6 separate regions of the Mus musculus genome follow, and all the other regions are linked to region 6. A link is a loop called in an ENCODE intact Hi-C map of the cell type or tissue named here. Cell type or tissue: left cerebral cortex. All regions are shown on one strand. Each heading gives the region's core, and the rest is flanking DNA. Links, peaks and the distances in the headings are about the cores only.

Region 1 (4,851 bases), core at 500-4,499, 120 kb after region 6:
GGCAGGCACTGCTGGCCCACTCACATCGGCTGCCCCAGGCTGCGTTATTTTGTCTTGTTTGTGTTGTTTTCTAGTTTGGATTTATTTCCTAAGTCTTTTTTTTTTTTTTTTTCAATATGCCACAGAACTATGATGTGTCGCATGAATCTTGGTTTGCTTTTGTCTCATGAGGCAGGTGAAGTGTGTTGTAGCTCACAGCTTCTCAGGGTTTGGCATTTGATGCATTTTCTTGAGGAAAGTTGTATTACTGTTGTACAGTTAGAAAACCTGAAGACATGCAACCCATTAGAAGCCACATGTACAGTAGCCGAGAGCAAGGGAAAGTAAAAGGCTGGCAAGTTTCTCTTTTAATATTTTTATTTTCAATCATTTCTTAGTTGTCCATTTACACCGTCAAGTGATGATATGTAATTATAAAAGATAACAAAGTTTTTTCTGTTTGTAATTTAATGTGATGTTACTAGCAACATAAGTTCTCACAGTGTTTCCTTTGCTTTTAGGATTTTCTCATTCTGCGTTTACCTTTGGTATAGAGAGCCATATAAGTCAGTCCAACATAAATGGTGCCCTGGTTCCACCCGCTGCACTCATCTCTATCATCCAGAAAGGCCTGCAGTATGTAGAGGCAGAAGTTAGCATAAATGAGGTAAGGCAGATGAGTTCCATTTCAAACACTGATTCTGATTCTTAAATGTGGTTGTTTATTGAGTATCTGACCTTGACTTCATGGGTTCAGACAGATTAAAATTATTCTTCATAACTGTACTGGTCTTCATACCAGCGGATAATTTCTGTAGACTATTCCTCTGCGTGTGTGTGTGTGTGTGTGTGTGTGTGTGTGTGTGTGTGTATGTATGTAAGCAAAGGAAATCATGTTTAACACATAAGTAATTTGGCTGGAGAGTACTAAGAACAAACTGATGGCAAGGACATAAAAAAACACTGTTAGTTTCATGTACCCTGATGTTGGAAGCCAATTTATTTATAATTGATGCCAACATTGATTCTCAGAGCTTCGTGTCCAAGGTTCATGTGGAAGTAGTGTGTTTATTTCTGGTGTTGGCATGCTACTTGTGCCTGAGGCCATCTTACCTGCTCCCTGATTCTATAAATTAGCTTTGTAGCACAGCCGAGCTCATTTAGTTCTGGACTGTCACTGGGTAGCTGCTGGGAACATGAGGCGCTGTAACAAGGACCTTACAGCCTTTAAAGCATTCATAAGCACACACTGCATGTTCTTTCTGAGTAGAACTTTGTTGTAGCTACAATGTTTAGTGTATGGCCGGAATATGTAGAGGTAAACACATGCCCTCCCCCCCCCCCCCTTTTTTTTTGTAAAAGTAAATGAAAAGATTTTAGCTGTTTAAAGTAGTCCAGTTCCCTTTTGGTATCCTCAGCGGTGGGTTACCACATTGCCACAGTTAGCATTATCTGTGGGTCCCTTCATTTACTCCTAATGTCAAGTTTGTGTATCACACACATCTAGATGACTTCTGTGTATGATCATCCTGTAATGTTTAGAGAAAACCAGTAAGGTCAAGATCTGCTCCCGGTCAGTACAGGTGCTTTCCTTTATTCCAAGGCCTGGATCCCGTGGTATGACATATTCATATTGGTCAGTGTTTTTTACTAACAGCTTTTCTTACCTGGATGTTATACATTATCATTTTATTATCTTTAAGCTTTTGTGAATGGCCTCTTGTATTGGTTTGTCTTTGTGCAGAGTTCAGCAGGACCTCAGTGACAGTTGGTGGCTGTTTGCATCTTTGTCATTCTTGCCCCCTTCCTCCTTCTTGCTCACGTTCACGGTTTCCTTAGAATGAAGTTGTTCATTTTGTTAATGGAATGTTTGTTAACCTCATGACTACATCTCATTTTTCTTTCCCGGTTTTCCAACCCCAGGATGGCACCTTATTTGATGGTCGACCCATCGAGTCTCTGTCCCTGATAGATGCTGTTATGCCCGATGTAGTCCAAACAAGACAACAAGCCTACAGAGACAAGCTTGCACAGCAGCATGCAGCCGCAGCCGCTGCCGCTGCTGCCGCCACTAACCAGCAAGGATCTGCAAAAAATGGAGAGAATACAGCAAATGGGGAGGAGAATGGAGCACATACCATCGCAAGTGAGCCGAGAATGCTTGGAGATGCTCAGCACACACTACTGTTCTCCATTGCCCCATCCTTAGAGCTGTACTGATAGCCAGTGTTTGTCTTTACCCCCCAACATGCTTCGCTTAGTCAGGGTTTCTATTCCTGCACAAACATCATGACCAAGAAGCAAGTTGGGGAGGAAAGAGTTTATTCAGCTTACACTTCCATACTGCTGTTCATCACCAAGGAAGTCAGGACTGGAACTCAAGCAGATCAGGAAGCAGGAGCTGATGCAGAGGCCATGGAGGGATGTTCTTTACTGGCTTGCTCAGCCTGCTCTCTTATAGAACCCAAGACTACCAGCCCAGGGATGGCACCACCCACAGTGGGCTTTCCCCCCTTGATCACCAGTTGAGAAAATGCCTTACAGTTGGATCTCATGGAGGCATTTCCTCAACTGAAGCTCCTTTCTGAGTGATAATTCCAGCTGTGTCAAGTTGACACACAAAAACAGGCAGTATAGTGCATCACACAGTTCATATTTTCTACCTAAGATTCTAAAAAGCTAAATACACTGAATGTTTGTTTGTTCCTAAATGTTTCTGAAACCCCTTTCTACTCTTAAGTGAACATTGCATCTGCAGTTGATTTCTAAGTAAAATTTCTAGTAGTCCCTGTTATAAACATCCAGCAAGGCTCTGATGGTGAGCAATAAAGATGACTCATGCTATAGAAATGATATCAGCAACCCCTACTGGCAGAACTCAGAATAGTATTGTTACAGGCTGTTTAATTCAGCCATGCTGAGGTATAGCCCTTTTTCCCCCTTTCTTTTTTTTACCACTTCCACATACACATTCTCTGGGCATAAACACTCACACTTTTAAAACTAGTACAGCCATACTTGCTAGAAATGTGCTTACCTTCTGACAGAACTGCTACTTCTCATGCTGCAGATAATCACACTGACATGATGGAAGTAGATGGGGATGTGGAAATCCCTTCCAATAAAGCGGTTGTGCTTCGGGGCCATGAATCTGAAGTTTTCATCTGTGCCTGGAACCCTGTTAGTGATCTCCTGGCATCAGGGTAGGTTTTTCAAAGAGCTTTCTAGCTGTTGAGTATTTTGTTGTTTTAGACAGGATTTACTCTGTAACCTTGCCTTGTTGATGCACTGTGTCCTGGGATTATGTCACGTGCAGCATGACAATGGCATCTAAGAATACCTCAACAAAAGGACTGCTACATAGATTTCACTTTCCGGTCATTTTACCTTAGTAGGTTAGTATTATTACTTGGTAGGAGCTCTAAAAGAGAAATATTAGAAATGTTTATATCTGGTAGTCTACTTCTTATTCAGGTGTTAAATGTATGGCTTGGGTTCTGGAATGCTTGCTTATATGAAGACTTAAGCCGATTTTTTGACTCTGAAGGTCTGGAGACTCCACGGCAAGAATCTGGAACCTCAGTGAGAACAGCACGAGTGGCCCTACGCAGCTCGTGCTTAGACACTGCATACGGGAAGGAGGGCAGGACGTGCCCAGTAACAAGGATGTCACGTCTCTAGATTGGAATGTGAGTGTTTTGTTCTTGCATAAATGGTCTGTGAATGAAGACATTTGAGGACTTGGCATTATATAATCTTGAAATTAGATCCCAATTTTAGCTTCAATCTGGCCCCATATTCCTAAAATCCTAATCAGAATTTAGGAGTGAATTGTAGGCTTTGCTTTTTACTTCTTATAAAAAGCATTCTCATGGTATCATTTTTATGTTGTCCTTCCTGGTCTACACTTGCCCCATCCTCACTCATGGTCACCTGTGAAAATGTTCTGCATAGGGACTGCAGTCCTGCTCCACAGCACTTCCTGCCGGTGCACACACTGGGATTGGCCTGTCCGAGAACACCGCCTTCATTAGGGGGTGGGGGTTTGCCAGCCTTTGTTGGCACTTACACATAGATCAGGGTCTTTTGTGCCTGGGACTTAAACAGGCAACATGTGTGTAGTAATTAAATGGCCTTTTGAGTTGTGTAATAAACAAAATGTGTTTCTCTGCCAGAGTGAAGGTACACTTCTAGCAACTGGGTCATATGATGGATTTGCCAGAATATGGACTAAAGATGGTATGACATTTTCTAACTTTATTGATGTTCTAAATTTAAAAGTTTGAAGTAATTTTAATGTGTGTGTTTGTTTGTTTTTAATTTAGGTAATCTTGCCAGCACCTTGGGGCAGCATAAAGGTCCTATATTTGCATTAAAATGGAATAAGAAAGGAAATTTCATCCTAAGTGCTGGCGTAGATAAGGTAAATGAACATTCAGCCAAGCTCTATCAAGAATATATTTGAAAGTAATATTTTTTTCTTTCCTGCTAATCACTGAAGCAGACTTGAGTTCGTTCAAGCATGAATTTGTCACAGTACTAGAAATGTCTTATATTGTCTACTTGTTTTCCTGAGTCTGCTCATTGTATCTGTGTTGCTATGACCGTTCCTCATTTTCTTCTGGGGTTTGACTCTCGTGAAGCATGGAATGAAGTTCTTGGTGCTTCTCAGGCTTTCTCAGGGGCAGCCGTGGCTGTTTCCATCAGCAACGCCCAGGCTCTTAATCAGTTGGGTAGTGCTGGGGAAGGAGACAGGAACTGGCTGAGACTCATATTTTCAGTGAACACTTTTAAAAGGGAGATGAAGGATTCGGGAAAAGCCAGCACTTGGCACTTTCATAAGCAGTTTCACGACCTGCTTTAAGTGGTATC
Region 2 (4,851 bases), core at 572-4,571, 250 kb before region 6:
GCAGGTGAAATAGACTTTAAGGATGGAGACACAGAGGAGCCCAACCCACACAGATATTTCAGAAGGAAGATAGCTACCCACTTTTAGATTTATTCCCTCGATTGTTTAAGTTTACAAGGAACTCCATCAAATAGATCAACCCCTATTCTACACTATGGTTGTTCAGATTTGGGACTGAGGGGAGAGCTTTTCAGGATCTACGTAAACATCAAGTGCTCTCAAATCTTAGAACCTTTATAGCATGTTTTGAGCACTTATCATTAGATACATTTTGAAATATATGAGGAAGATGCATTACTGATATCGAGGAAGGTCAGAGGAAACCAAATAAGTACACCTCATTTGTGGAATGAGTGGGCCCATGAATAAATATGACAAGAGAGACCTAAGTGTTAAAGGATAAAAGTGGGGGTGGGGGGTGTCACATCTCTCTTGAGGCAGAGAAGACCTTTCAACAATGGTGTGTGATATGAGGCTTGCTAGAATAGTAAACAGTGGTGACTGGGGAAAAGTAAGCAAAAGAAATTCCAGGAACACCCACAAAACCCTAAGTGAAAAGGAGTCCACAATTCTGTGGTGAAAAAAAAAATGCTTGAGATGTTTTGACAAGTTGAGGGACAGATCCAGCCAGAGTTTTATCAGAAAACCAGAGGGTGAAGAATAGCCTAATAAGACACTGGAGCACAGCTGAAGATTCACAGAATAACCTGGTTCTAGAAAAGAGAATGCATGAACGGTGCTCCAGTGGCACCTCAGCTACCCCAAGAGGATGTTGGTGAGGTCATGGAAGCCTGTATTAAAGTGATGGCGTTAGATGAGAGGAAAAGAAAGAGTCATAACAGAGAGGAATTAGCCAGGCTTTGTAAATAAAAGATCAAGAGGACCTCTGATTTTAGACTTGGGAATAATGGCATCACTAAATAGGACAGGGACAGTCCAAAAGTAATCAGGAATAAGTGCTACTTAAGCTGGAAAAAACATTACTAATGCCGAACACATGCTGGTCTATTCTCAAACAACGGGGCAACACTCTTTTTCTTAATGACTGTGTTGTCTACCGTGACAGGTGGCCCAAAGGAGGGTTAACAGAGCCCCAAGGACCTCCAGGTCTCTAGCTCAATGTCATGGTTCTCAAGTGTCTAAAATTGTTGCCATATCTTATCTAACAGCTGTCCACTGACTTATGTGAGAACAACTAGAAGACTTCAGTTAGGTTCTGGCAAAACAGGTGTTCCTCTTTAAACCTGATACCCTCCTTAGTAGAGGAGAGACTTTTGTGAAAAACTAAACCACCTCTCGTCCTTTGGTTGTCTGCTAAGATATTTTTGGACTAATCAGAACCATTCAAGCATGGGATAGCATATCTGTTTGAAATAATTAAAAATTTTAGGAGTCAAGTTCTTGCCTAGCATACATGAAGCCCTGGGTTCAATCCCCGATACCACATAAAGTGAGCCTAGTGCCATATACCTGCAACCCAGCACTCGGAAGATAGCAACAGGAGGATAGAAATTCAAAGTCATCCTTGATTACACACCAAATTTGAGGACAACCTGAGATGCATGACACCCACCCTCCCCTCCCCCATTATGATGGCCCGGCAAAAGTAGTTTTAAAAGTCAAGGGTGTATGCTGAAGAAGCATGCTAAATTTGTCATTCAACAGCTTCCCTGCTTTTATCTTCCCTCTACTCTTTCAAGGTCATTTCCAAGGTGACTTCGAATGTTTTAGCTTTCTGTCAGTTCTTTAACAGCATCTGGTTCTGGGGGCAGTGGGGGACATTCACAAAGAAAGAATGGGTTTCTCTCTGTTCAGAAATACTGAAGATATCCAGGATGAGGACCACAGCCAGCTAGTGAGTCTGTAGGTTTTTGAAGCATATACATATATATTTATTAACATATACTTATATATTTACACATATGAATAAAATAGTTCCTTCCTTCCAAATTCAGAGTTACAAGATAAACATCCTAAGCATGAGGGGACACACACAGATTGATCCCCCAAACCTCCACAGCAGTAGACTACGATCTACTGAAAAGATGTATGTGGACGGCTCCTGTAGCAAACTACAACAATTGAAGTCTCATAAGAATTGTGCGTGAGTCTGTGCATTCCTCTGTGTCAGCTGAGGCCACAGGAATTCTGGCAGGAGTTTAAAAGTAGACCCATCCCTGTTGCTATTTGCAGCTCTGCCAGAATCCAAGAACCCAGGATGGTTATCAACAATGTAAGCAAGGAATCAAGCCAAAGCATTTTCCCTATCCCTCTCACCACACTGCCCAAAAAAGCAGGAAGTAGCCACAAAACTTGATTGCAACATGCAAAGACAATCAATCTGATGCCTGCTTTGTAACTGTGATATATAAAGCACATCTAGAGCCTTTCCCACAAGCATTTTAGGTTTAATTTTGGAATTTCTGAGTTAATCAAAGAGTTGGTTTTTTATTGTTGGTGGTGGGTTTCTTTCTTTCTTTCTTTCTTTCCCCATGATGATAGAGGCAGCTCTGTGAACTCAGTAGGGTTGATGTCTGAAAAAGGAAAGAACGGTCAGGTTACCCACATGATCAGCAGAAACATGACAGCTGGCTAAAGTCTTAGGAAGAAATTCAACATAGAGCTAGCTACTTACAGTTAAATAATTAACACAAGCAGCACTATTGCCTATTATGAAGCATCTTGAGTGTTTTCAATGTTCTGCTATAATGTCATACAGCCTTTGATTTGGTATCTATTGATTTGCATATTTGCATTCATGTGGGGTTATGTGTTTGCCAGTGCATATGGAACCCAAAGGACAACCTCAGATACCATTCCTCAGGTGCTGTCCACTGTTTCTTATTTTATTCATTTACTGTAATTTTAATTTTATTTATTTATGTTGAGACAGGGTCTCTCACTGGCCTAAAATTTACGAAGGAAGCTAAACTGGCTGGTAATGAACACCAGGATCCATCTGTCTCCACCTCTGAGAGACCACGAGTATGCTTTTTATTATTGTTTTCTATTTATTTTTTTATGTGAGTTCTGGGATTTAAACAGATCCACGGGCTTCTAAGACAAGCGTCATTTGGGATGGGGCATCTCACCAGCTCTGTTGTTTTTTTGTTTTGTTTTGTTTTTGTTTTTGTTTTAACCCTGTATTTATGTGAGAGAAGTGAGACTTCAAATGCTCACCAGCTCTGTTGTTTTTTTGTTTTGTTTTGTTTTTGTTTTTGTTTTAACCCTGTATTTATGTGAGAGAAGTGAGACTTCAAATGCTAGGAAACAAAGCTCAATAGATCAACTAAACTAGGCCTCTCCAGGCCTCACAGAACTGCCACACCGCTCTGTCAAGAACTGATAGTGTCAGAGCTCGATAACTCAGGCTCCTTTGATGCTTTTAGGAAGTGTCTCTCATCACATGCCACCAGAAAATCTTAGCTAAACTGAACTTTTCGTTACTTGATTTTTAATTTCATAGCTAAGATGCTTGGTTAAAAAAAAAAGTATCCTTCTCTCACAGAGACTGAGGTAGGTTAGCGATAAAGGAGCTGGAGGCATCTTCCTCCACCCCCACCCGAACCACCACAGGGCGAATCAGCTTTCAAAACCTGGCTGTGTGTTAGAGGAGCCAGAGCTTTTAAAGAATACTTCACAGCATCAATCCAGGGATTGCTTAAGAAAAAACGCAGAGGGATTGAGACTGAATCTCAGTGTTAAAACTCTCATCTCCTCAACATGAGTCTAATGAATTTTTTCCTCTGTTTTCCTCTTTCACACTTTGGTGTGCCTACAATGAGAGAGAATTCTGCGTACTATACTTTTGCACTTGTTTATGCTAATCGCAAGTGCTGTATAACCTTGACTGTCCACTGAAGATACCTGAGAAACAGTAATCCCAACGCTACCCGATTTCTCCTGTGTGGACTGTGTCTATCCTCAGGTGGTTTCAAATGTCAAGCAATTTAGAATCACTGCCCTGTGGCTACCACACTGAAGCTCAATGCCCAAGGAAATTCACCATGAATACAAATTGTTCTCCATATCCATGAACTCTGTGGCCTCAGCCAACCCAGACCACAAATACACACACATTATTATATAAATATTTATTAATAAATATCACACTAAAACACAATAAATAAAACAAATCTTGCAGCACATTTTGTGGCTGCAAGCAAACATTGGCCTATCATAAGAACTTGAGCCTCCACAGATTTTGGATGCTCCACAAATGACAGGAATTCTTGGATCCAATCCCTCATGGATACATATACCAAGGAACATTTGTATTTACAACTTTGAATTGGGTGTTACCGGTAAATGGCCTAATAAAAGAATAGGAGGAACTCCAGCCCCTCAAAACAATTAGATACTGATGTCTAAGACTGCACAAATAACAACATAAATGAATGTCGATTTTGAGGAATAAGATGGAGTTTTATCCATAGAAACAACTGAGTAATAGTCATAATGGTTAATTAGGTAAGTGATTTCCAAAACATATTCCAATGATGACTAATATAATAAACTTCAGACTTCTAACTCAGTGACATATTTTTTCATGCTTCTCTTAATAGTCCATTAAGGTTTGGCAATTAAGTCAATAAAAGGTCGAGTTTTTAAACCTCAACAACATTGATTTACCCGCCCCCCTTAAAAAGAATTGCTTAGTCATAATTAAAATTGCACTCTAAAAAAGCTAAGCTCTTAGACTCCGACCAGAACCTACCCTCTTTCCTTCCACTCATTGCACAACTAGCTTGCTCTTGTTTTCTTCTAGGGCAGTGGAAGTGCAGAGGCTGGGGAGACAGCTCAGTGGCAGAACACTCAAGTAGCACAAACTGAACAAGGCCTTGGCTAGGA
Region 3 (4,851 bases), core at 468-4,467, 440 kb before region 6:
GAAGATAAAGGGGAGAGGGGGAAAAAAAAAAGCAAGAAAGAGCATGTTCATGCAGGGAGAGAGAGAGAGAAAGGGAGAGAGGAGACCAAAATCTCTGGACTATATAGGAAAAAAACTCCTGGGGGAAGGGAAACCCAGCCCCTGGGCTGGAAAGTTAGTTCAGAGCAGAGTGCAAGAATAGCCAGCCATGCAGGTTACAGGTAGGGACTATGGGATGCTGGAAGAACCTGGCAGCCAGGTCCACTTTGGTATGTTAAATATCCACCTCAGCTCCTTGTCTAGGCTCTGAATCCTAACACCAGTTGTGAGTCTGCTTGCATAAACCACTACCCATTGTAAGAAAAGAGAAGGAAAAGGAAAGGAAAGAAAAGGAAAGAAAAGGAAAGGAAAGGAAAGGAAAGGAAAGGAAAGGAAAGGAAAGGAAAGGAAAGGAAAGGAAAGGAAAGGAAGAGAAGAGAAGAGAAGAGAAAAGAAAAGAAAAGAAAGCAAAAGAAAAGAAAAAGATAATCTCTCATGAAGGCTAAGAACAACAAAAATTTATAGGTACGTACATAAAAATTTTGAAGGTAGTTTAATAATATTGCCATTCAGCAAAAATATTAATAATATGTTCCTCTCCCTGAATAGCCTATTACCTTCCCAGCTCTGTGCTTCTAACCAGATTTACAGTAAAAAAATATGAAATCTCTCCTTAAGAAGAGCTATCAAATCCAAACAGAAAGTAGTTTGTTGTACCTATAACAACTATGCCACTATTATACCAGTGTGCCCATCTTGTCTAGCTGGTTGTTATTGTAAGATACAGTGTTTAAGGTTGGGCAGGACAACTGATAATCTTTTTTTTCCCCTCGAAGCCTACATAGCACCTTTTGGTATTATGAAAGCTAGCCAGAAAAGGAAGAATCTCCAAGTCATTTAGAGATTGATTCATCTACATCTTGCAAGCAAAGTATCTTATATCTTCAGCTATAATATCCTACCATCTAGTTATGATGGGCAAGATAGAATAATGGCAATAATCTGTGCTGTTTTGAGTGCCACTGAGGTCTCCCTGACCATAAGGAGTTATCCCAGAGCACTAAGATTTTCAATTGCTAACCCATGATTTCTGGGAGCAGCATTGTCCACCCATTCTGTTTAAGCTCCTTTTCATGTTTCAATTATGTTTTTTAATTCACTTAAAAACAAGTGGGTTTCCATAAATCTCAGTTACATCCGTGGTTGAATTAGTCTACTCCCCTCCTGTCTTATCTATTCTACCCTTGTTCAAATCTTTAAAGCCTCCTTCCCAGTTTTCCATGTCACATGTATTTTACTATCACCCTCACATTAATATTTTAATTCTTAAAGAGAGCAATGTAATATTTTCTTCTCCCTTAAAATTAGTGTACTAGGAGGAACAAAAGAAGAAGGTGTTTAAAACTGGTTGTGAGGAAGGCATCTATCCTTAATAATTTTCAAGCATGCTAATTTCAGCCTACCAACATAACAAACCATGGAATTATGAATATCACTAATATAAAATTATTTCACAAAACATACACCTGGTTAAACAGATAAGCTAGAAATGATACATCCCCTGAGTATGTCAATTTCATAAAATTAATTACAACTCTACTTTATGAGTTAATAATAAATATTCATCAAGTCTAAGACATAGCTTTGAGCATTAGAAATAGCACCAATTTATTTACATAGCACTTTATAATTTCACAGAGCACATTTAGAGAGAAAGAATTATTTGATTTCTATTCACACTATGGAAGTAAGTTTCAATGCCAGCCACAACCAGTGCTTAATGTATCCATCTCTCTCTCTCTCTCTCACTCTCTCTCTCAAACACACACACACACACATAAACATCTAAATGTCTGAGCTATAATTGAAATCTGCAGTGGCCGATTAATCAGTCAGCTCCTAATAGCCTCTTTATTATGATTAGCAAATGCAAACATTGCTTAGTTTTAGCCTCCTCCCCCACCTCCAAGACTGCTGCTCTCAGAAAAGGGCAGCTGTGTCTTAGAATTCACTATCCACATCAGGTCCAAAAGCTCCAGGGAGAGAGGACAGAAATAAACACACATATTACTGCCTTTCCTGCCTACCAACTAATTTCTTTTCCTGGCCAACATCCTCAAAATTATGATAATGAAGTGGTTCATGAGACTGTGAAAGAGAAGTTGCTAGGCTTAAGCCACAGTGGAGGAGGGGAGGTTAGTTCCCTATACAGCTGCAGGGCCTTTCCTTGCCAGGCAGAGCAGCCTTATCTACAGAAAGTCAAAGAAAAGACAGAAAAGACTTGGTTGGTTGGCTCTGTGCTCATCCTGAGAGTGGGCTTGAAGCCCACTGTACTACAAGCCCTCTCTCTTTGGCAGCAAATGCAAAAGAAATATCACAAAGAACCAGTCAAAGACCGGTATCGCGGACTCCCTGGCATTTGTTTAATCTCTTAGCACTTTTAATAGAGTTAAGCAGAGTTGACTTAGCTAACAAGGAAGGGCGAGAAATCGAATCTGGATTGGCATTTGTGTTAAACTAAGGTAGGTTAGAGTTTTACCTAATTGCAGATGGGGAAAGACATAAAAATAAAAACATAAAATAAAATAAAATAAAAAATTTGTGTAAGTCTTAACTAACTCTATGAACTACATATCCAATAGCTTGTTCCAGTGCTGACATTTCTGCTCTAAAATTGTAGAACCATAGAAGTTTAAAGTTTTTTTTAAAAGAAATTAAAGTAGGTCCCCTAATAGAACCCTTTTACTAAGGGGAGACTAATTTGGTGGCACACACTTAAAACCTCAGCAGTTAGGAGACAAACAGGAGAATCTGGGTTCTAGGCCAACCTAGGTTACAGAGCAAGATCATCTATGCCCCATCCCAAATGCAGGGATAGGAAAAAGAGGAAAGACGGGGTGAAGGGTAGAGATGAAGGAAAGATGGAGGTAGCAGATTGGCAAACTAACTTAGAATACTTTCTCCAACTTAAGGGGACCCACTTTAGGCTCTGATCTTCAATGGAATGTTCTAGTGTTCTTTCTGGGAACAAAGCCTGGCACAACGTTTACTGAACAAGTTTACTTATGTCCATTTCCTTTAAGTAGTTACTTCAAAAATAAAAGAAAATGAGGTAGTCAGTCATAGAAAGGCAGCTTGGCATTGTTTGCATAATCTGGAACTTTCGAACAGGATGATCCAAATAAGGAAGTTACTCATGTTTTAATCAATCAGATCACGACAATCCTGCTCAGTCACATTGTAAGGTCTAAAACTAAAAACTCCTTGAAGTTTGAAACTATGACCAATTATGAGGCCTTTTACTAATATTCCTGACAGTCAATGTATTAAAACTCAGACTTGAGTTCTTCTCATTTGCAAATAGGAATAAAGAAGCCAAGACAAGGTTCATCAAAGCTCTCAAGCTAGAGACTGCCTCAGAGCAGGCAAATGGATGAAACACTCAGCCCTAAATGGGATTTCTCCATCACCTTTCTCCCATCAGCAATCAGGGAACCCTGCAGAAGAGGTGGTGGAAAAAGTGTAAGAGCCAGAGGGCAAAGAAGGCCCTCTAAATCATCAGCAATGACACACATGTGAGCTCACAAGAGACTGAGACAACATCCACAGAGCCTATGCAGGACTGTACCAGATTGGGTTCTTAGAATTGAAATGAGTGGACACATGAACCCGTTCCTAAACCAGAAGCAATCTCCAATTGATAATTACTTGCAAATGAGAATTGACTTTCCTCCAAGAAAGCCTCATTGGGGAAATAAACTACTTTAGGAATAAGCTGTATGCCCAGCTGTAGACACCCAAAAGAAATGAACTCTGCTGCAACTTTGCAAGTTCTTTATCTCACAATGTCAAGTTAAGCAAGGCCTTTCTTTTCTTTTCTCTTCTTTTCTTTTCTTTTCTTTTCTTTCTTTTCTTCCTTCCTTCCTTCCTTTCTTTCTTTCTTTCTTTCTCTCTTCCTTCCTTCCTCCCTCCCTCCCTCCCTCCCTTCCTCTTTCTCTCTTTCTCTCTCTTTCTCTTTCTCTCTCTCTTTCTTTCTTTCTTTCTTTCTTTTTCCTTCTCTTATTTTTTACTTTAAGTTTATTTTATTTATATTTTTTCTTCTTTCTTTTTACTCTACAGGTACTTTGGATATATTCTATGGCTTCCTGGGTTTTTTCTGTTTGTTTGGTTGGTTTTGGTGTGTGTGTGTGTGTGTGTGTGTGTGTGTGTGTGTGTGTGTGTGTGTGTGTGTTGGGTGCAGAGCAGCTAAAAGTTTCTAAGAACCAGGGAATCAGGGAATCTATTTTGAGATTGTATCTTGTACAAATGTCAAAAGCTATACCAAAAATGTCACATCAACATGACTATCTAAACAGGAGCTGAGCAAGCATAACAATGAACATGCTAACGTGGACGGAGGAAAGACCCAGAAGTCTTTTTTTATTGTCTAGTTGGAGTTTTCATTGCTGTGAAGAGACACCATGATCAAGGCAACTATTATAAGGGGCTGGCTTACAGTTTCAGAGGTTCAGTCCATTATCATCATGGTGGAAAGCAAAATAGTATCCAGGCAGACATGGTACTAAAAGAATAGAGTTCTACATTTTGATCTGAAGGCAGACAGAGGATGCTATCTTCCAGAGACACCAGGAGGAGCATCTGTATCACACTGGCCAGACTTGAGCATATATATATGTGATCTCAAAGCCCTGCCTCCACAGTGACACACTTCCTCTAACAAGGCTACACCTTCTCCAGTAAGGATACCTCCTAAATGCCACTTCCCATGGGGCAAGTATATTCAAATTACCAGTTATCCAATACCAAATTATCAGTTCTAAAAACTATAAACAA
Region 4 (4,851 bases), core at 243-4,242, 520 kb before region 6:
TTGTTGTTGTTGGTTGGTTGGTTGGTTGGTTTGGTTTGGTTTGGTTTGATTTTCTGCTTATAGTATAAGCACTCTACCACTTGAGCCATCTCCCCAGGACCTGGAAGGTAATTTGAGTCTTTGCCAACAAAGTATCATTTGGTTAATGAACTCACACACATGCACACCTGATTTATAACAAAGATGTGATTTCCAAAGCCCAGGGGTTTAAGAATAATTATCCTAATTAAAAAGAATAGAATAATTTCTACCCCTTACATCGTGGGCAGAACATACGTCATGCTCACTGCTGATCAGTCAACAACATGCTGGGTCTCCGCCATTTTGCCTTAGTCATACTGAAGCTGTCTCTGGTGTCATTTTTAAAAATCTGACTCTTTCTTTCCCTAGATCCTAAACCCTCCACATTTTCCCACACAGGGTACAAACTCTATTGCCTCTCCCATCCCCGTGCTCTCCGCCTCATGAATTTTAGAGTAGCAGGCAGCGTGCCATCGACTCTGAACCCATCTGGAAGCACTGCAAATTAGTTTTGTGTGAAATGTGAGTGCAGAACCGAAAGCCAACTCTGACTTTATATTTTATAATGAGACTGAAATTTGGCCCGCATTTGCTAAAAGCCATGCCAGCATTTGCTACGGGCCCGTGAGCAAAAGAGTCCACATTTGTTGAGAGCGAGGAAGAAGTCAGGCCTGTCTCCCAAATGTCACTTTGAACATTGACCCTGGGAAAAAAAAATGAGCAGAAGGTGATGCACAAGATCAGTGTGGAAGTAGACAGAATCCTGCCTTTCCATGAAATTGGGTTTCAGCCCATCCTCTCTCCTCCAAATGAACTCCAGGGACAAATGAGCAGCTTTTTTGTGGTCATCGTGACTCTAGAGAGCAGCAGTTAGTCTGTTTTCCTGAGAATTCACCTGCCAAGTTTTGACCAAATTAGATTGCAATGGAAGGGACTCCCCTTTCCCAGTTATGACACTGACCTCTATGGAATAGAGAGGCAGATTCCAAAATATCTTTTATCTGTCTCTAAGACACATATGATTCTCCCCCTGTGTCTGACCCTGATGTTCTCACAGAGAATGACCCCTGTCATGTTTATAGCTTAATGAAGTGTGTTGTAGTCATATTTCTCTGATCTGGTGTAACTTGAACCAGGAACAATTATAAAGCAAGAAACTATAAGCAGTGAACTGGTATGTGATATGTGTGGAAATTTGGGATGGGCAATATGACTAGCCTTATGGCCTGAGTTTGTTCCCTGAAACCTACATGTGTAAGCAGAGAACTGACTTCCAAAACTTGTCTTCTGGCGTGCGCATACACACACCCCTTGTCCCCCCCTACACACACACACACAAATATGCATACACCATGCACACACAATAAATAAATAAATAGGGGGAGGTTGTATAAACAAGAGAAAGCATATCATCTATGCAAGCTGGAAACTGGTGGACATAATGCAGAGGAGAGGTCAGAATTAACCAGTTGGAATCAAAATGAAAATATACAAAAGAAACAACACAAAGTACAAATTTCTAAATGATGAAACAAAATAAATTCTTTTAAGGTTGCAAACAAAATGGAGAAAGAAAGACATAACAGAACTCAGGGCACAAGCTTTTGTTCTCTCAGGGCTCTTTATTTAATGAGTCAGCCAGGCACATGAAAAGTACCAGCCTCAGAGATGGGTAACAGAAAAAAGAGCCTTATCTCTCCCCTGGTCCCCTGCATTGTCTCCCAGCTAACAGCTCAGTGATGCTCAAGCCTATAGCACATGTGCCTCTGCCAAACACCACACATCCTGAACTTCATGGACACCCATTCCCATAAGAAAATTAGTGTTCACTCAAAAACAGGCCAGCACAAAGATGCAACAAAAGGGTACAACCGGGTTGACATGAGTTCAATCCCTAGAAGCCACAAAATGAAAAAAAAAAAAGAGTGATTAGCTCTACCAAGTTTCTCTTTGACCTTTGAATGCATTCTGTCACATGAACAGTCTCCTCACTCCATCTGTCATACATACATCATATACTCACACAACAACAACAATAATAATTTTAATTATTTTGACTCTCAAAGTATATGTGTGTGTAATTAATCAAACTTCCCTCCTTGGGACCTTGAAAGGCTTTCTATTCCTATACTATATTTTTATACACAACTTTCTGGCTATGCTGTGCAGTTGTTTATTCACATGTGTGCACATGCATGTGAAACATATAGGTCAACCTCAGGTATCATTCCTGAGGAGTCATCTACTCTATTTTTGAGCTAGAATCTTTCACTGAACCTGGAGGTTGCCGAAAACCTAGTCTGGTTGTAGAAAAAGCTCCAGCAACCTGTGTCCTCCTCCCCAGCAATTGAATTACAAGGCTGTGCTACCATATCTGCCTTTTAAAATGTGGGTTCTAAGGATAAAACTAGGCCCCCACACTTGTTAGGCAAGCATTTTACCAAAAGAGTGATCTTCCCAGCACCTTGTTTGTCTCACCTTGTCAGACACGGCTGAAGAGCACCAAGCAGTACTTAGTTCATTGCTTCGTGAGAAGCTAACAGAAGCTAACACAGAATCTGAGTTAGAGGGAGTATTTCCCTTGTTACTCATCCATCTTTGCTATATCTCTGTATCTTCCAAGGTCCAAGTTTATTTATGGCTGAGAACAGAAGGACAGAGTTATAAAATGAAGGGGATTCATTTTAGCATCACTCTGCACCCCCTCCGTATACCTCTGCGTTATTAATTTATTCCACAAAGGAAGGCACAAGGCACTTTGCTAGTTTTAGGACCCAGAGTACAGATGAAATGAACTCTGTCCTTCGGATAAAATCATTGCAATAACTCAGAAGGATATTTTGCCTTGAGAACAACTTAGAAGCATAGTGAAGGTGGAGCAGAAACGTGTGGGTCAGGAATGAGCACCAAGTCTTCTGTAGATCCCATTACCCTTGGAGTCCCAGGCAGTGTGGAAGCATGGAGATAAAGCCTGATAAGCACACCATCTTCCTGACTCAGGGATGCCTAGCAAGTTTGCCTGTACACAGGCAATACTCTATATGGGCTGCACAGATAGGTTGGACCATCCTTTAGCCACATAGGCGAAGATGTAACTATGGATAAACATGAATGATACCTATTTCTCTTAAAGTTTTATCCTGCTCCCCAGATGGACTTCTTAGTGCAAAGGAACCTCCCAAGAGGGAGGCTAGGCTGAGAATCTCTCCTTGTATCGTCTGAGTCCCAAGAAAAGCAGTCTGCTGAAACAGAAATTAGATGGGCACTGAGCTATCTGTGTGTTTTTCTCAGTGTCTAAATAATGTCTTGCACTGTGATTGTTCAAAATAACCAAATTAATAAATAAGTGCATAAATAAAGAGGTGTGACATGATAAGGCTAGATGAGAGACACTCACACATAGACCACACTCCTACCATTTCTTACTATGTTGAAATTTCCACCATCGAAAAGGACTTTGTTCTAATACTTCCTTGCCTTTGAACTCAGGCACACTGAGATGTGGAGGTGCTACAACACTTGTCTTTTAAACATATGCTGAAAGTATGCTGGGAATACAGAATACACCATTTACTTTGGCCAGTCCTAAAGTGAAATATGGCTTTCTAGAAGTGAGCCAGTTGAGCTACTTACATTCCATATGAACCACAAAGCCTACTACTGAGAGTTAGTCCTCATTTTCAACTTGACTGGCCTTAGAGTCACCTGGATGGCACTCTTGTGAGTGCAGCTGTAAGGTGTTTCCAGAGATAATTAATTGAAGAGGGAGTCCCATGCTGAATGTCATCCCAGGGGGTTAAATTGTGGAATGAATAAAAAGAGCAAAAGGAATAAGCCAGCTGGGCGGGGGCATCACTCACCCCACTGCTGCTTGCTGACCTGCCCCATGGACTAAGCTGCTTAGGAGCAATGCCTTCCCCTCCAAGATAGACTGCTTCTCTGTAACAGTCAGCCACAACCAATTCTCCCGGCTTTAAGTATTTAATATAGAGCACAACTGCCCTTCAGAGGAACTTTGAACCTGTACACAAATAAGAAGACATAGGCAGGACTGTTTAGTGCTTTTAGAAAGAAAAGGAATAGGTTTTTTTTTTCTTTTTGTTTTTTTTAATGGAAAGAAGGAGGAAGTTGAGAGGGAGAGAAAGAGGGAGGGAGGAAAGAACACAGTTATAGATGTCAACGTCTATTCCAGCTTCTATGACCAGAAGTGTATTTTACAAGTTCAGAAAGCTGAACATGGTCATGCTCATGTGATCCCAGCATTTGAGAGGTACAGAAATCCAAAGCCACCATTGGCTAAGCAGAAAACTTGAGGCCAACCTGGATGACAAGATGCTATCTCAAAAAAAATTAAAAATAAAAGTCTCATAACTTACTCAGTAGTTGAAGAGAAGCTAAAGAGAGTGAAGAAGAGGAGGAGAATAAGAAGAAATAATAAAAGCAACTGAGATGGTTCAGTAAATAAGAGTACTTGAAGCCAAACCTTATGACTAAGTTCAATTCCAGGAACTTACATAGTAAAAGGAGAGAACCAACTTCCATAAGCTGTACTCTGACCTTACATGTGCACCATGGTATGTTTACACACACACACACACATACACACACAAATAAATGTAAAAGTTTTAAAAATAAAAGTGATGTCAATAATAATAGGATATAATAGGAAACACAAAAGTGAATCTAGCATGTTCATCGCTTTACTGAGGATGATGGGAGATGCTTTCCCAGCTGTGTGTCATAGGAAAAGCAAGGATTTGTGAGTCGGATATCTAGGGTTTGACTTACTCCAAAGAAGATGGACAGTTTGCATACGAAGATGACTTCTGA
Region 5 (4,851 bases), core at 390-4,389, 510 kb before region 6:
ATCAAATCATAAAACTAATAACCATGCATTCAAACTGACATTTTTATATTATATTTTGAGAGAGGAAATCTAAAACTCTTTGTGTAGCTGAGAGTGGCCCTGAACTTCTGATCAGTCTGTCCCTACCTATCTCCTGAGTGCTCGGATAACAGATGTGTGTGCTGAGCATCAAAACCTTGGGCCTCAGCATGCCAGGAATCCCTCTACCAATTTCGGATATAGCCTCAGCCCCAAAACTGATACCTTTAAATGATTGCATTAGGCAAAGCAATAGAGAATCAATAAATCTCTTGTGCAGAAGAATTGCGAATAATTTATGTTGGCCTATCACCTTCCAGGAAGCAGGGTTTAATTATCTATTCTTTAAGTCTACTGTGCATACTAATGTATTTCCAGAGGGTATTGTTCAACCTTCCCATCAGGCTATGAGGGCAAATAACATTGAGAAGCAACTCCAGTCAAATGCCCTAGACACCACATTTTACAGTCTTTCAAAGTCCGTTGGTAGAGCCTAATCATAAGAAATACCAGATATATAACAGTTGATGAACAATCCCAGAGCACCAGTCAGTTTTCACTCAAGTTGTCAATATAGTTTTAAAATACTGATGTTCTGGAAAATTCTTAGACAAGAAGAGTCTCTACATAGGGCCATCCACCCTTTTGACATTGAAACATAACACTGCAATTTTCAAACTTTTTAGGCCCAACTCAGCTATCATAGAGTGCATGCAGCCTATTAGGTGGCTGAAGGTTGGACCTTTCTGGCATTCCACAGAGACATAGGTACCAAATATAATATGGAACCATAACTGGGAGTTTGGAAGAGAAAATAGATACTGGTGTACCAAGGAAATAAAGATGAAGTTCAGACTTTGGATAAAAAGGATGCCTTGTTGGGTGTAATGGCTAGTTTTATGACAACCTGACATAGGGTATAGTCACCCAAGAGAGGGAGAAATGAAAATGCCTAGGAGCCTGGGCTGTAGGGCATTTTTTAAATTAATGATTGATATGGGAGGGCCCAGTTTATTGAAAATGGGGACACCACTGGGGTGTTGGTCCTGGGTTCAATAAGAAAGCCAGCTAAGCAAGCCAAGGGGAGCATGGCAGTAAGCAGCATACTTCCACAGCCTTTGTATCATCTCCTGCCTCGAAGTTCCTGTTTCAGTCTCTGTCTTGACTTCCTTTGATGATGAACAGTGATATGGAAACATAAGCCATATAAACCCTTTCCTCCCCAAGTGGCTTTGGCCATTTTGTTTCATCATAGCAATAGTGATCCTAAGTGACAAAGACATGGTAGGAATACTGGCATGAAAGAAGTTTACAAGTGTGTCACTGAGAGCTTCTTCTACTACTACAGCTGGAAGACTTTACTGTGAAGAAAAAAGTCTGTATAGTGGCAAGAAGCACTCAAGCAGCATGTCACAGTAATCTGGAAAGGCTACATACCACATCAGGAAACTATTGAAGTGTAGCACAGATTGCCTGTGGGAACCAGAGTTCAACACAAAAGCAATGGAATAATTTCTTATGATCATGTAATTCCATGTCATTTATATAGTTTTTACTTAAAACTTAATATTGTTCACATACTGCAACAAACACAACTTACTAATGTACGATCCTTACTACTGTATGAGCCTTACTAATATATGATGCCTTTCATGAGGAAAAGTGAATGAGGGGCACATGGGAGCTCCCCAAACTGTCTTCCCCTTTTTCAGTAGTTTTCTAAAACTATGAAATTAAAGTTTTGTTTAAAAATTTGCTAAACAACCAGCTATGGGGGAAAAGAAAGATAAAAAGAAGAGACAGAGAAATTAAGATGGAAGAGAAACCAAAGAAGAGGGAAGGATAGGGGACATGAAGAAGGAGGGAAAGAAGGGAGGGAAGAAAATGAGAGAATGGGGAAGGCAGAAAGGAAAAAAAGAAGATAGAATAGTAGAAGTGAGTATTACAGTGAGTTATAAGTTAAATGTCAAAACTAGCTTTCAGCCAGTTGGGGAAGTACAAATTCTTGTCTAAATGCTCAGAACAATGTGTAAGAATTGCTGAAAGGGAGTCACAAGCTCAATTAGCATACTGATGAACTGGTAGACCAAACCAGACCAGGGTGCTGAGCATGTGGCCTGCAGAACACAAGTTCTGAGCTCAAAAGAGTTGGGCTTGTACCAAGAACTCTCTACTGTTTTTAATTAGGAGTAAGAGTTGAATTGTGTTTCTTTAATCATCATCCTGACATTTTTTTGTCACCTTCATAAATCTTTTTCTATTTAGTCACAGGCAGGCCAGATTCTCACATCTTGAAGGTGGCCTAGTAGGACATGATGTCTGGTGCTGCTGGGCCTGACCAGCTCTGGCAGAGTCTTTTTGTGGAGGGACTGAGTCATCTCATCTCTCACTTTTCCTACCAGCCAAGTATTTTTAACCTACTGTCAGCCATGTGGGGAATGCAGTTAGGAAGAAAAAAGAAAGTTTGTTTTTAGTGTTTCTGCTTTCGGTTGCTAAGTCTAAGAATGCATCACTGGGAGAAAAAGAAAAAAAAGGCAGGGTCTTCTATCCAAAAATAATACTGGTTTGCTTAATATTTACTTCATTTTTTTCCTATGCACTAAAAGTGAGTGTCTGGAACCCTCAGCAGGGGTCACCTTTTTTCTAAGCACGTAACTCTGTAGTGGCCCATGCTACCACCCAACTTCAGGATCATAGAGATGGTTGTGGCCAGCCTCCTGAACCAGGAGAGCCTTTACTAACAGGTAAACCCCTATTGATCTGTTCTGCTAGAGATCAAAATCCTGGGTCATAAATTCTATGTCCCAGTGCACATTCAAAAGCCTCTGAACACAGAAATGCTAAGCATCATAAAAACAATTAGCTCTAATATATAAATGAAATTACAAGAGTTCCATTTTGCTTTTAGTTCTAAACTAAAAATTTTAAATTGACAGACAAGAGCCATAGATGATGGAGCAGGAAGGGAATGGAAAGAAGAGGTTTGTTTCTTACCCAATGTTTGTATACAGAATATCAATCATTTAAACAAAACTTACCTCCCTTTTCTGTTATTGCATGGTACATTAAAAACTGGATTTCATAGATGGGTCAGAAGAAGCCACAGTGGGGACTAACTATTGCAAAACAATGAAACTCAGATGATACAACTCCATGTGGTACATTGAAAAATAGAATAAGCTGTGTCCTTGGGATAGGAAAGTTAGGCTTCCTATAGTGAAGTGGCTAAGCACAAACTCTTTTCCCAGAACAGTAAACATAAAGCATAGACCAAGGAAGACGAAATTTAAAAAGTATACCTCTAAATGTTAACCAGATGCCTGGGGGTGAGGGTCTAGAGTGCTTGCCTAGTATGCAGGAATCCTTGGGTTGCATACCCAGTATCATATATGCTGGGTTCCGTGGTGCATGACTGTAGCCTTAGTATTAGAAGATGAATCAGAAGTTTCAGATCAGAGAATGATGACATGTCAGGTCTATAACGTGCTTGCTGCACAACTACGAGGATCTAAATTCAATCCCCAGCACCTTTGTAAAAGTCCACACATCAAATATACTTGAAATCCCAGCTCTATCGAGGCAGAGACTGGAGGGCCCCAGGACCTTGCTAGCTGTCGGCTTCCTAATCTTTGAGCCCCATGATCTAGTAAGATACCATGTCTTAAAAACAGGTGTACAACACCTAAGGGACAAGACCCAGGCCTATCCTCTGGTCTATACATGTAGACATGCACACATGCACACCTGAACTCACACGAACCCTAACTCACACACTGTCCATGCACACACACACAATTCAGAAGTTCAAGATCATCTTTGGCTACAACAGTGAGTGAAACCACCCTGACCTACATGAGATCTTGTCTGAAGCCAATGAAAGCAAAGCGTGATCAGAGGATGCTGAAAAGGCTGGGAATTTGAGACAAGCCTCACGGGGAAGAAACTGATAAATGACTCATGGTACCAGCCAACATGGAAGAAGACTTCCTGAATCTAAGGAATACATGCCTAATGTCTGCCTGTAGATGTTTTGGGGGAGACCAAACTCAGGCTACAAAAGGAAACCAGATAAGTACATATTCCAATAGAAATTGCCATATGCCACAGAACGTAAACAGAACTCAGTGTTTCTATTAATCTATGTAGTATTGATTTGCCCCATTTCACAGATAAGGAAACAGGCACAAAATGATCGATCCAGCACTCGAGCTTGCACAGCTGTCAGTGTGCTCTTGAGCACTGATCATGTTATATCCAGGGCACACATCACCAGAAAAGATCATGCACAGTCAACTTACACTGGAGATATATTGAACTCACATAGTGAACTATATGCTACCATACAATTTGGAGATAAAAACAAAACAAACAAACAAATCCTTCATTTCATGTTTTCCTGAAGCATGCATTGCCAGATGACAGAGAATAAAATAAGTAAGGACTGAAGATGAAAGATTTAGTGGCAACAAATATGGTAGACTTTCAAGTGAGATAAGTGAAATTTAAATCAGTTGAGTCACGTGTGTCACTGAGAACTAAGGAAAGGGAAGGGACATGCTATCGAGACAAGTGACATTCGTCACTTGTCAATGCTATCTGTGAAAGCATTCAAAGCATGCACAGCCCAGACCCTGAGTGAGGTAATGGCCAAAGGGGATTTGGTGACTAGAATCTATTCATCTTTGGCTGTTTTGCTGATGTTTCAAAATGTTTCTAACCCTTTATACAGGTGTAAAAATCATATACACATCACATAGAAAAATACTAAAAGTACCTCTGAGTCCAGTATCCTTCCAGAAACAGCTCTCAGGTCTCCAGTTACTCCTGAATCTT
Region 6 (4,851 bases), core at 301-4,300:
TGGAACGGCTAAAGGCTGATGTGACAAACATTTCATTCTACACTTGTGTGCAGCCCATTTCTCTGAGTCTCTAAGATGCAGATTCTGAAGAAATATTTCAGGGGTTAAGAGTACTTGCTGCTCTTGCAGAGAAGCAAAGTTTGCTTCCTAGCGCTCTTGTTGGGTGGGTTATAACTGACTATAACTCCAACTTCAACACACACACACACACACACACACACACACACACACACACACACACGGAGTTGTGTAACAGTCTCTTTGACATTAAAAAACTCCGTCCAGCCCTAAGCTCAAGCAGGGAAGTAAACAAAACTACTATCTTTAAGAACTTCCTAAAACTGACCAGATTCATAGGGAAATAAAAGCTGAGAGTCTCTCTCCTAGAAAGGGAAGCTCAGTTGCTAAGACTATGAGACGAGAAAAGCTGTACACCAGACTCTGAGACCAGACCAGCTGTCTGGGAGAAGCAGAGACCAGCTGAGCTGCCTGGAAGAGGTTTACAACAATTGAGGTACACAGAAAGGACACTCTTTAGCCTGTTGAGCTGTCTGCACACAGTGTGCTCCAGGTTCCCAGCTTTGTGACCTGTCACCCATGTTAGGGTGGGCTTTGGTGATGCGGCTGTCTTTGAGTCATTTCTTTACCTGTATAGAACCCCAATAAAACTCATTGGTCACCAACTTGGAATTTGTTGGTATCTGTACTTTGGTTTGTTGTGGGTTCCCTTTCGGGGATGAATAGATGAGTGTTTAATGGAAAAGTTTTGTTTTACACACACACACACACACACACACACACACACACACACACTTTATATGAAAGATTAGAAAAAACAAAACATAAGGCTCAGCTAATTCCCTTAGCAGGGAGGCTCAAGCATTTTTCACATTTAGGCTTTGTGTGTGTGTGTGTGTGTGTGTGTGTGTGTGTGTAAGGAGAACATCTAAATGTTAGGACTCTGTTGATTGTGTGTGTATTAAGGATGTGTGAGTGACAAGTGTGAGGTCAGAGGACAACCTTCAGGATTTGGCACTTACCTTCTTTATTTGTGGATCAGGGTATGTAGCCTTGCCTGGCTTGGTCTACCATGTAGAACAGACTGCAACCCAGACATCTGCCTGCTTCTGCCTCCCACATGCTGGGATTAAAGTTGGGCCTCAAGGGTCTCATTTGTCTCAGGTTCCTGACTCCACTCTTGTTTTAGAGTAGGAACCCCAGCAGGTGGCATGTCAATCTGCTGACCTTCAAGGCCAATTACTGTTTAATGATGGTAAGAGATCCTCCTAGCTTCTGGGAGGGTGAGGTCGGAGGATTGCCAAGGCTTTGAGATCTGGATGAGCTATCCAGGAAAATCCTCTCAAAACCAACCAACCAACCCCCCCCCCCAAAAAAAAGATCAAATAAACCATGAATGCAAAACCTCAAAACTTCCAAACAACAAGCAAACCAGAATAAAAACAAAACAACAACAAAACCCCAAAAGCTTGAAGGGCACTTTACTGGAGCAAGTTTAAGGTACAGGTCCCCAACTTTGGCGGCTTCTGTCATGACATTCAAATAAAGTGGTTTCTGTCCTAAGACAGTGCACCTAACAAACGAACAGATTCTCACCCTCGTTGTCCCGTGCACAGAGACCACCTTGAGGAAGCTAGCTCAGAGTCTAAGAGCTTCTGGCTGGAAGGAGGGTGGTCTTTGGAAGAGATGTCTCCTGGGAGGCTAGGAATCACTTGCTTGTCGCTGACTGTAAAGACTGGTGAGCATCCTTAGCCACTCAAAGTGTGGCTTGATTTTCTTGTAGCTGTTGTCTAGGTCCAGGGCTGGGAACCAGCTTTCCCCACCCATCCCACCATTTTAATGGGCGTTTCGGACAAAGAACCTGCATTGCAGTGTGAGGTTTATGTTGAGCAAACAGCATACCGTAAGTGGACAGCTCTTACACAATGGTAAGATACTAAATGCTCTGGGCAGCTGAAGGACGGAGGCAGGCCTCGTCTTTGGCTTCCTCAGTGCTGTTTCCCTTAACTGGACAGAAGTGTTTTGGAAACCCAGTATAATCTACATTCCCATCAGGTGACATTGTTTAATCTAACATTCCCTCTTTCACAAGTGACAATAGCTCCGGGGACACCCAGGCTCAAGCTTTGAACTTTTCTGGTAGAAAGGGCGTTTGCAACTCCATAGACTTTCTTTGGTGCCTTTCCACCTTCCAGCTACGCCTGTCAAAATAGGTAACCGCCTCCAGGGAGGGGCCAACAGGGGAGAGTCATTGACCTTGGCTGAACCAAATCTAATCTAGTCTCGGAGTTTGTTAGGCTGCACAGTCTATAGCTGTGAAAGTTACTTCAAATGATACTTTGTTTGAAAATTTATCTTTGAAGCACTAAAGGAAGACCACTGCTTGACAGGAATACACGTTTCCAAATGTTTTGACAACTTGAAACTAGAACCTTTCACCAAAGAAGGTTGCAAAGTATTTTTAAAGATAGTAACAAAAAAGCAGAGTTTCAAGATATATGCTAGAATTAAAAGGAAGGGTGCCTCTTACAGCCCAGGTTTCTGAAAGGCTCAGGAAGGTCACCGCAGTATTTTAAAAATCCTCGGCGCTCCGGCAGCCACATTTTGACATTATTGGGCAGCCAAACTGTACTTCAGAAACCGCCTTCACGTGCCAGACGCATGCAGAAAGTAGATAATATAAACTCCCGTGGATATCACACCGCGGTGCACACTTAGTGAACATTCATTCTGTCTATGGCTTTATTTTCGCGCAATGAGAACTGATCCATCAAACCTTCCCAAAAGACCCGCAGACAAGTCGCACATTTGGGCGCACAACTTCAATTTCAGCTTTGCGTTTTCACCAAACCCCTCTCGCCGTGCGCGCTGCGCGTCTCCCCACGCGCGGTGCTCCGGGTCCCATCCTAGAACTCGCTCACGGCAGGCGAAGCACCTTTCCAGGTACGCTCCGGAGCGGGCGTGTTTACGCGCATCCAAGTGTGCGGCACTTTGAACGCGGAGTCCATGTGGAGCCCGCGCCGAGCTCCCGCAGCTGCCGGCCGCCTCCGGGGATCGGAGCGGCCGCGGCTCGCGGGATTGCTGCGGGCGAAGGGACTCAAGCGCCACCCAGGCAGCGGGACAGCCCCGGCTGCGGGCTCTGGAACGAATGCGCGGCGAGCCCAGCCCCCAGCGCCGCGAGCGAGCGAGGGAGGCTGGGTGGAGGGAGAGCGGAGCGAGTGAGGAAGCCGAGTGTGGAACGGCTCGTCGGCCGCCACCCCCACCGCCACCGCCGCGCTGCCTCCACCGCGGCCCCGCCCCTCCGCCGCGCCCCTCCCCCACTCCGGCGCTCCTCCCTCTAAGTTCCCCCTCCCAGGTCCCCCTCCCCGTCGAGGTTCCCCTCCCCCTCCCAGGCTCAGGCTCCCTTCCCCCTCGCCTCTCCTTCTCGGGGCTCCCTTCCCCCTCCACAACCCGTTTCCCCACTCCTCCTCCAGGCTCCCCTCCCCCGCCCAGCTCTCCTTCTCTTCCACCACCCGGCTCCGCTCCCCTCCCCCTCCCGGGTCCTCCTCACTTCCTCCCCTCCCCCTCCGGGCGCGCCCCACCCCTCCGCTCCCCTCGTCTCCCCTCCCCCTCCTCGGGTCCTCCTCCCCTCCCCCTCCACCCCCTCCCCCTCTACCCCTCCCCCTCCTCGCTCCCTGTTCCCTCCTCCCTCCCCGCGCGCCGGGCGCAGGCCGCTCGGGTTTGTTTTGCTGCGCGGCCGTCGCCGCCGCGGGCCCGGAGCTCATTTGTGCCTGGCTGGTCCCCGCGCTCCCCGGTGCCGAGCCGGAGCCGTTGGCCGCTCGCGCGCTTGGCTCTCTCCCTTAGTAACAGCTCCCCTCCTGCCTCGGTGCTGCGCCCTGCCCCCGCGCCCCTCCCCCGCCGGACCCGCTGCCCGGCTGTCAGCGCCCGCACCCCAGGGCGCCTCGGGGTGCCGACGGCGGCCAGGAGGGGAGCGCCGCGCGTCCTGGAGGGGACAGCGTCGCCAAGCAGGTGAGCGCGGGCCCGGGGCTGCGGGCGCCGCGAACTTGGCCTGGGCGCGGGGGAGGGGCGGCTGCGCTCACGTGCTGCCCCCCCGGGTCGGGGTGGCTGCGGGAGGCACTGGGCCCAGGCGAGCGGGCTTGGGGGCGCAGGCTGGATGCGGGGCCGCAGCCGCCCTGTGCTCACATAGCGGGGGAGCGGCCAGGGCTCAGGATGGGTGCTGGTCCGCGCTCGGGCGCGCGGGCTGCAGTCGCCCGGTCGCGCACCCCTCGGGCTGTGGCGCGCGGAGACCCCGGGCGGCGGCGGGGACCGCGGGCGGCTGTTGGGGCGCGGGCGGGGGAGGGGCGCGGCCGGGCCTCGCTCACTCAGGACGCGAGTGTGGGCACCTTGTGCCTGTGGCCTCCCCACGAGGAGGCCCTGGCCACAGCCTCGGTAAAGTTGGGTCAGAAGTGTATACAGTTGGCAAACTTATTGCCAGCTTCCTGGTAAGTTTCGGGGTGGCACACAAGTCACATTATCTTCTGACAGTATAGAGCCACGTTGTGAGTGTTTGCTGGGTGACTTCCTCTTTGCAACCGATGTCTTTTTTTTTTTTTTTTTTTTTTTTTTGGAACAGGGGCTGACTTTCATTTAAGTGTAATTCCACGTTGAAAGGCAGCTCGAGGCGAATCATGCATGTGTTAGAGTGTTCGGTAATTTTGGAAGTTCTCAATTTGGATTAAATTTAGGTTGTGAAAATGGTCTGTTCTGTGTAACATTTGGGTTGGGTGGCTTTTAAGAAACGCTCTCTTTGTTAGGTTACCCAACACTGAAAATAATTTGGTGATCACACAGAAG

What was found. Peaks named below come from ENCODE experiments on the same cell type or tissue, not always from the same donor. Only the 100,000 strongest peaks of a DNase experiment are listed, where the experiment ranks them.
Region 1: it touches region 6 in a loop (3-fold over the local background); 16 of 42 quality-filtered maps call a loop at or near these places.
Region 2: a loop joins it to region 6, with 2.9 times the contacts of the local background. A loop is called at or near these places in 8 of 42 quality-filtered maps.
Region 3: it touches region 6 in a loop (3-fold over the local background); 8 of 42 quality-filtered maps call a loop at or near these places.
Region 4: a loop joins it to region 6, with 4 times the contacts of the local background. A loop is called at or near these places in 10 of 42 quality-filtered maps.
Region 5: it touches region 6 in a loop (3-fold over the local background); 10 of 42 quality-filtered maps call a loop at or near these places.

What each region holds. Positions count from the first base shown.
Region 1 is chr3:22,187,866-22,192,716 of GRCm38, forward strand. Tbl1xr1 (transducin (beta)-like 1X-linked receptor 1) reads left to right here. Exons shown (of 16, transcript NM_030732.3): 4 at 501-646; 5 at 1,903-2,125; 6 at 3,050-3,182; 7 at 3,527-3,668; 8 at 4,155-4,218; 9 at 4,305-4,402. Among named protein-coding and RNA genes, the nearest start is that of Tbl1xr1, 110 kb to the left of the region's middle. In left cerebral cortex, for the core only: a CTCF peak has its summit at 2,842 (motif pointing left); DNase peaks (open chromatin) are centred at 2,841 and 3,666; H3K27ac peaks cover 300 bases.
Region 2 is chr3:21,818,084-21,822,934 of GRCm38, forward strand. No RefSeq gene overlaps it. Among named protein-coding and RNA genes, the nearest start is that of 7530428D23Rik, 20 kb to the left of the region's middle. In left cerebral cortex, for the core only: no CTCF peak of the experiment used is centred there; a DNase peak (open chromatin) is centred at 2,161.
Region 3 is chr3:21,631,826-21,636,676 of GRCm38, forward strand. No RefSeq gene overlaps it. Among named protein-coding and RNA genes, the nearest start is that of Gm31693, 69 kb to the right of the region's middle. In left cerebral cortex, for the core only: no CTCF peak of the experiment used is centred there; a DNase peak (open chromatin) is centred at 2,134.
Region 4 is chr3:21,557,740-21,562,590 of GRCm38, forward strand. No RefSeq gene overlaps it. Among named protein-coding and RNA genes, the nearest start is that of Gm31610, 71 kb to the left of the region's middle. In left cerebral cortex, for the core only: no CTCF peak of the experiment used is centred there; DNase peaks (open chromatin) are centred at 498 and 2,687.
Region 5 is chr3:21,567,572-21,572,422 of GRCm38, forward strand. No RefSeq gene overlaps it. Among named protein-coding and RNA genes, the nearest start is that of Gm31610, 80 kb to the left of the region's middle. In left cerebral cortex, for the core only: no CTCF peak of the experiment used is centred there; DNase peaks (open chromatin) are centred at 1,420 and 2,379; H3K27ac peaks cover 1,769 bases.
Region 6 is chr3:22,072,929-22,077,779 of GRCm38, forward strand. It overlaps Tbl1xr1 (transducin (beta)-like 1X-linked receptor 1), which reads left to right and starts at 3,724. Exons shown (of 16, transcript NM_030732.3): 1 at 3,724-4,026. In left cerebral cortex, for the core only: no CTCF peak of the experiment used is centred there; DNase peaks (open chromatin) are centred at 435, 2,032, 3,229, 3,466 and 2 more places; H3K4me3 peaks cover 2,596 bases; H3K27ac peaks cover 2,503 bases.